Linked DNA regions of Homo sapiens: region 1 is linked to region 2. The links are chromatin contacts, found by Hi-C or POLR2A ChIA-PET in ENCODE. All regions are on one chromosome and are shown on one strand. The core of a region is the stretch at or near the end of the contact, and the rest is flanking DNA. Distances in the headings are between cores, read along the strand shown. Region 1 holds the start of YY1AP1 (YY1 associated protein 1). Region 2 holds the start of PYGO2-AS1 (PYGO2 and SHC1 antisense RNA 1).

The links. A loop is a pair of places that touch in the nucleus more often than their neighbours do. ChIA-PET counts read pairs that join two places held with the same protein, here RNA polymerase II (POLR2A). Pooled maps may share reads with other maps.
Region 1: a loop to region 2 is called in a map of breast epithelium, with 8 times the contacts of the local background. The contact joins the promoter of YY1AP1 here to the promoter of PYGO2-AS1 in region 2. A Hi-C loop is called at or near these places in 1 of 168 maps with a recorded cell type or tissue (breast epithelium) and 9 of 50 pooled maps. POLR2A ChIA-PET finds 5 or more read pairs at or near these places in 1 of 52 experiments (activated CD4-positive, alpha-beta T cell).

The regions. Positions count from the first base shown.
Region 1 is chr1:155,687,210-155,690,750 of GRCh38, forward strand. It overlaps YY1AP1 (YY1 associated protein 1), which reads right to left and starts at 1,565. Exons shown (of 11, transcript NM_139119.3): 1 at 1,450-1,565; 2 at 862-992. DAP3 (death associated protein 3) reads left to right here and starts at 1,882. Exons shown (of 13, transcript NM_004632.4): 1 at 1,882-1,965. It also overlaps the pseudogene LOC124904430. RefSeq lists enhancers at 971-1,605, 1,981-2,030 and a silencer at 1,441-1,490.
Region 2 is chr1:154,960,018-154,963,732 of GRCh38, forward strand. It overlaps PYGO2-AS1 (PYGO2 and SHC1 antisense RNA 1), which reads left to right and starts at 1,521. Exons shown (of 1, transcript NR_171036.1): 1 at 1,521-2,606. It overlaps PYGO2 (pygopus family PHD finger 2), which reads right to left and starts at 1,765. Exons shown (of 3, transcript NM_138300.4): 1 at 1,457-1,765; 2 at 960-1,009. The coding sequence starts at 1,559. It overlaps SHC1 (SHC adaptor protein 1), which reads right to left. Exons shown (of 12, transcript NM_001130040.2): 12 at 2,281-3,715. RefSeq lists silencers at 1,311-1,770, 1,821-2,230 and enhancers at 1,372-2,112, 2,113-2,852.

The DNA of each region.
Region 1 (3,541 bases), core at 315-2,814, 730 kb after region 2:
TATTTTGGCCCTTCACATTTACACAACTCACTCTAACCAAAGGCACAAACTATTCTTAAGACCACAACTGGCTATGCCAAGTTTCTCCCCTCCCTGACCTCACAGACACATGCTGTACAGAACACTACCATTGCCGCTCTTTCCCAACAAGTAACTAGGGGCTCCCAATCCCTAAAATACACACACATATCAACCTGCAAGGAACCTCCCAACATTTATTCAAGAAATAAGCTAACTTATAAGGGGAACTCCATTACACTTACACAAATAAAGGCAAACTCTTACGGAAACACTTGCCATCCTCACATACACACACCAACACAGCCGCTACACACCAACAGACCATCTGTCTGCTAGACCAAAAACATCTCTTTCCATGTACAAACTAACCAGTGACATTTATTAAACGTACAACACTGAGATCATCCTGTCGTTCCCACATACCGTTCAACGCGGCAGGGACACCACAGACCTTGTCACACAGGTAAAATCCCCTCTCAAGATCGTGTCCTCGACCACTCTTATCCCTTAATTAAACACACACAAACTGGACTATGGGGGAGGCTCCGATCATGCCTACAAACACAAACTAACCTGTCAGGGGCACAGCCGACTCCGCCTCCACTCGCTTACTTCCCAGCCCCCTCCGGGAGTCTGCCTGTCAGGGACACCCCTTCACCCCGCCTGGAGGGACTTCCCGGTAGGCTCAGGATCCCCCTCCCTGCTCTCCCCTCCCCCATCTTCACCACTGCTCTCCCAGAGGTCCAGGTCCGGGAGATGACAGTGGCTCCCAGAAAGCCCAGGATTCAATCGCTGAGAGAGTGCTTAGGCCCGAATGCCGGCCCAAATCGTTCTACTCACCGTGTCGGAGGCCGAGAGCGATGAGAGTACAGGGAAGTGAGGAAGAGGGGGTGGCCGCCAGGCTCCTCCGCTTCCCTGGGTCCACCGCGGATCCCTCCCGCTTGTCAGGAGGCGGCCAGCGGGTAAGCCGACTGGCGGAAATGCGAGAGAGGAGAAGGGAAAGGTGGAGGGCTAAAGGGGCAAACTGAGAGGAGGCGGATCCCGCAACCGACACTGGGATCGTTTCCCCTCGCAAAGCGAACCCAAAATGGCGGCGGCAGCGGCGGCAGCAGAGTGGCCGCGGCAGCTCCTCCAGAGGGAGGGAGCTAAGGGCGCCTAGCGACACCCCCAACCTCCCACTCCTCCCTCCTCGCGTTCTTCCCCACGGTCCCCCGCTTCGCCCGACTCCGGCCATGTAGCGCGCACGTCAGCCCGCACGCGTACGAGTGTCTACGGGCTCGTCGCTGGCTGCTCCCACCAACCACCACCTTCGGCCGTCCTGCGAGCCAGCCATCCCGTACGCGCTCACCCACGGGAACCTCCTCGCCCAGTTCTCCACTCCCCCTCAGACCCTGTCAAGCCGGCTCCAGCGCAGGCCCTCACGCGTACCTTCAGCGGCGCGAGCCCAAGCCTTCTCCACCTCCTCTTCTCTCCTCCCCCTCCCTCCCCGCCCGCACGGCCACCAACCGCCGCCAAAGCAGCCGCCGCCAGCACCCCCACCCTACACTCCTCGCGCGTGCGCCTCCCACAGTCCCCACCGCGGGACTGTTCCATTCCTGGCGGCTGCAGGGGCAGGAGAGGAAGGGACCGGCAAAGCGAGTCTGGCTTGCCGTTTGACTGGAATTGCCAGGGTGGCCGGCCGAGTCCCATGACAACCTACCTCCCTGGGTTCGTCGCCGCGGCGCTGCGGCTCGCCTCCTCCTCCATGGGACCGCGGCGAGGGGATCGAGGGCGGCCTAGCGCCCCTCTGCCGGCCGGTGGTTGGAGGCCGCGGCGGCTGCGCGTTGAGTCGTTTCCTGCCGGATGACCCGACCCTTTTTTGCAGTCTCAGGACGGGCGCTTTGGAGCCGGCCCCAGGCAGCGTGTGTCGGTCGCCTAGTCTGGAGAACTAGTCCTCGACTCACGGTGAGGGAATGGACCGACACGGGTATTGTACCGCTGAGGGAAAGGAGCGGGACTCCGGACCTCCAGGAGGTAGGGAGTGAGGCCGGTAGACCGGCGCGCCTCCGGGGGGGATTCCTCCCGGGCGTTGAGTTGCCAACCTGGGACCCGAGGAAGTTCGGCGTGGTGGTGTGCTTTTTGTTGTTGTTAACCCTCCTCGGATTTCTCGAATTTCACACCACTGTCCATATGCGATGATGTTTGTTTGCCCTTGACGCACTTACTCATGGATGGTACTTCAGCCTCGTTAGACAGCCTGGTGATGGAGGATGAAGAAACCATGTGCTTCTCATTCAGTTCTGGACTCAGTTTCCCTTGTCTTCAGCAAGTTATTTTTGTTAGTTCCTTATCAAAAAGTGTACATAAAAATTAGGCAACTCCAAACATGCCTCCAGGGTTGGTGTGTGAAATAATAAGATAGGGCTGGGCGCGGTGGCTCACGCCTGTAATCCCAGCACTTTGGGAGGCCGAGGCAGGTGGATGACAAGGTGAAGAGATCGAGACAATCCTGGCCAACATGGTGAAACCCCGTCTCTACTAAAAATACAAATATTAGCCGGCCGTGGTGGCGGGCGCCTGTAGCCCCAGCTACTCGGGAGGCTGAGGCAGGAGAATTGCTTGAACCCGGGCGGCGGAAGTTGCAGTGAGCCGAGATCGCGCCACTGCACTCCAGCCTGGCGACAAAGCGAGACTCCGTCACACACACACACACACACACGAAATAATAATATATGTAAAGTGGAATTAGCTCCTAGGCATAGGGAAGGTGCAGAGTATTGCCGTGTTGTCATTTACAGTTCTGTTGATGTCGATAACGTTTGTGGGTGTAATGGGTAGTGTTCTGTCCCTCCAAGTCGTTAATAAAACAAAGCAGGCCGGGCGTCTTGTTAAATAGTTGTATCAATGACTTGATTTAGATTAATGAGGATATATTTTTCAAATTTATGCCTTTTACAAAATTTTTAAAGAGTAGGTAATGTCGGTGATAGATATAAAGAAAGGAAAAGATCTCCAGATGTGGAATCTTCTACTGGATCCTGTAACAGAAAGAAGACATTAGGCTGGGCGCAGTGGCTCACACCTGTAATCTCAGCACTTTGGGAGGCGGAGGAGGGCGCATTGCTTGAGCCTAGGAGTTCGAGACCAGCTTAGGCAACACGGTGAAACCCCATCTCTACAAAAAGACACAAAAATTAGACAGGTGTGGCACACGCTTGTAGTCTGAGCTACTTGGGAGGCTGAAGCAGGAGGATTGAGGAAGAGGTTGCAAAGTTAGCCGAGATCACGCCATCACACTGCAGCCTAGGTGACAGAGCGAGACCCTGTCTCAAAAAAAGAAAGAAGACATTAGCAGAAAAGCTGAGGAAATGCAAATAAAGTCTGCAATTTTTAAATAGTATTGTACCAGCTTTAATTTCTTAATTTTGAAAATTGTACCATGGTCATATGTATGTAACATTAAGGAAACTCTAATGAAAATTGTAAGAAAGCACTTTGTACTACCTTTGCAACTCTTCTGTAAATTTACACTTTTTTTTGT
Region 2 (3,715 bases), core at 271-2,770:
ACTTTGGGAGGCCAAGGCGGGCAGATCACGAGGTCAGGAGATCGAGATCATCCTGGCTAACACGGTGAAACCCCGTCTCTACTAAAAATACAAAAAAATTAGCCGGGCGTGGTGGTGGGCGCCTGTAGTCCCAGCTACTCGGGAGGCTGAAGCAGGAGAATGGCGTGAACCCAGGAGGCGGAGCTTGCAGTGAGCCAAGACCATACCACTGCACTCCAGCCTGGGCAACAGAGCAAGACTCCGTCTCAAAAAAAAAAAAAAAAAAATGGACCACAGGCCAGGCACAGTGGGTCACACCTGTAATGCTAACATTTTGGGAAGCCGAGGCAGGAGGATCCCTTGAGCCCATGAGTTTGAGTAGTAACACAGCAAGTCTCTGTTACTACAAAAAAAAAAAAAGAAAAGAAAAGAAAAGAAAAAAGAAAAAAAAAAAGACAAGAAAAAGAGGGTGGAGAGTGGAACCAACATAGTGCAGTAACTATGTTTTAAAAACAGGCAGAACTAGGATGGAATCCCAGCTCTGACCCTGAAAAACAACCTCAAGACTGTGGAGCATGTATTTAACATTTTTAACCCCCAGATTTCTCATCTGTAAAATAGGGATAATGCCTATCTCCCCAAACTGTTAAAGCATGTTAGCGCAATCCCTGGCACTAAAAAAAGGATCAGTAAGTGGTAGGTGTTACGTTATCATCAGGAGGAAACCAGGACAGGAAACATGGAGGAGACTGGAACCCTGCGTGGTAAGAACTTTGGTCGAATCATCTCTTAGGAGAGGATACTTTCCCCTAAACTTGTTATAAGGTTCAGCGAAAGAACAAGAAGCAAAGCAAGAAAGACAGTTTTCTCTCTCCTCCCTGCAGCTGATACAAGATACAAACAGATACTGGAATGGCAGAGTAGACAGTGTGCCGCCAAGGGGCTGCTGGGAACCAAACCCACCACCAACCACCATTCACCTGAGTATTTGACTTCCTTCGCTTCTTTTCTGGACTCTTCATTTGCAGACCTGGAAGAGCGGCAAAAGGAAGACGCAGACAAGTTTCCCTGAGGTTTCCCCAACCTCTTTTCTCTCAGCCATGCTCTGAGGAACTCCTTTAACGTCAATACATACTTGCTTATTTATTCAACAAATGCTAACAAGGGGTGCAATATGAAAAATAGATTGTGAAGATGATCATACTCTCAGCTACGTCTTCCTTTAAATGAAAGATATCCCATCTTTCGATATCCTCAAGCTCCAAGTGAGTACTGAATTCCATGTGGCTCCAAACCCTAGAGTCCTCAATGTGTGACACCTGCCCCCAACCCCTGGAGGATTACACCCACCCATCCTTTTCACCTGAGCCTCCCTTCAAGCCTTCAGACTGTGAAACACCCCCCGCCCACCATCCCTCCCCTCTGAGGTTCCCAAGTCCTGGGCCTCTTCAGCCCCCGCCCCTCGCAGCGCGCTCACCGGCCTTGCCCTGCTTCCTCCCGGTGCTGGGCGGCGCAGGGGGCGGTGCGGGGCCGCCACCTCCCTCCAGCTTGTCCGGTGGGGGCGGCGCCGAGGCGGCCATGGAGTGGGGGACCCGGGTTAGCGGCAGCGGCGGGGGATGGAGGCGCCCTTGGGCTGCACCATCGCCCAGAAGGGGTGTCAGGGGCAGCCCAGGCCCCCGAGCTGCAGCAACCACAAAGTGCGACGACAGGGAAGCGCCGAGCCGCCGCGCAAACTGCGCGCTCTCTCCAGACTCGCCGCCCGCCAGCGGCGGCAGCAACCGGAACCGGAACTCGTCGCGGCCACCACCACTGAGCGCTGCGGGGAGGGGGAGCAAGGACCGGACGAGACGCTACGCCTGAAAACAGGCGGCGGGCGAGGGACGAGGCTTACCACGGCACCACGCGAGTGGAAAGGGTCGTCTCCGCTAGCGGCGGCCCACACCAGCTCACCGAGGGGCGGCAGCGCGCGGCCCGGCTGCCGGACCGTACCATCCCGGGCGGTGGAGCCGCCGCGGAGGGGCGCGCGCGAGCCGAAGGCGCACCCGGGAGGCCCAGGTAGCCCGGGGGCCGGTGCTGGGGCGCCGGGCAGGCCCGGCTCCCGCCTCGACCCACCCGGAGCCAGCCCCCTCTGCGGACACGACATCCCCATGGGGACGGTGGCGCGAAACGCCCCACTCTGCCGCACCCAAACTCTGCAGACCCCCAGCTTCCCTGGGCGGCCGCGACCTCCCGCCTCCCCGTCTGCCGCTGAGGGCCCGCGGCGTACACAATAGGCTTCCCAGAAGGGTTAAGAGGCAGAGGTAGAAGAAATACGGACTTTAATGAAGAGTTTTCCCTTTGGTATAAGTGAGACCCGTGGAAACATCCAAACAGCAAAAGGAGGCCAGGATGAAAACGGTCAACTCTCCCTTATCCACAAGGCCAAAAGAGGGGGGGCCGGCTTGCTGTGGTGTGGCCACCCCGGGCCTAGGCTGGGCCGGGCCTGTAGAAGGTACTCAGGAACTGCAGGTTTTGCGTTTCCCCTCCATGAAACTGACAGGCATTCGGGCTGACTTCTGCCTCTCAGTCTCGCGGTAAGAGACCCAAGTTTTTCTAGTCCTAGATGGAAATAAATTTCATCTGCCTCAGGTCTCTGGTATAAAAGGTGCGATCCCAGTTACCTCACAGGCCTAGGCGAGGAAAATGCCAAGAGCTGTAAAAGGGCTTGGAAAAGTCAAAAAGGTGATGTATAAATGTAATAATTGATTATCATTTTGTGCTCAAGAATAAGCAATGGAAAAGAAAATAGGAAAGTAAGTCTACAGCCCTAAAATATATGCATATAAAACTTTAAAAGAATGCAGTTCCAACTCTACAGATGGTATGTGGGGATTGTCTACTGCTTTATAGTCTCAATGCCCCTTTTCTCACCTCCACAAAATCCACCTGGGAGAGTTAACTGTACAAGAGGCCCAAATTCAGTCACCCCCACCCCGCCCTCCCAGAAAGGGAGGCAGGGCAGAGGCTTCAGGAGGAAGGGCTGCACTTTGGCGTAGAGTACATAGGCATGCAACATGGGAGGGCAGGCCTTATGAAATGTATATACAGACCCCTTGGGGTGAGGGGCCCCGGCCAGGAGGCACTGAGCAAGGGAGGGGTCCATCTCCCGCCTGGCCGGGAGTGGGGCTCTGGGGCAATCTCTAAGGGTTGCATATCCCCAGGGAGAGGGGACAGCTGCCACTCCTGCCTCTGTTATCCCAACCCAAACCGGAGAGGGTGCTCAGCAAGAACACAGGTCCCAGAAGCCAAGAAGGTGTTGGCATCCCTGTCATTGAATTCAGGGGTCCAAGAACTGTTTGCATAAAATATCATTAGACCTAAGAGATGGTCAAAGGCACAAAGTTTAAACATGGGGGGGGCGGGTGTTGAGAGGGGTCTGGGATACCCTGAAGCCCAGAGGTGTGATTTGTTCCCCCTTGCCCAGAAGGGTGACTGTTCCACTGGGCCTGTCACCACAGGACATTTTCCATGACAAGCACTCACCTTCTTGGGGAAGGGGCATCAGGTTGGCACAGGAAAGGCCCAGGTGAGGGGCCACTCTGTACATTAATACTTTGGTGATTAATGTTTGGGGAGAGGCAGGATTCTCACCCAGGCTTTTGACTCAAACCCTCTCACTCAGCTGGATATGAAACCCAGAGTCCATGCTACTCCCAGCTCTGACACAAGGCCAAGCCCACAGAACACTCCCAAACGA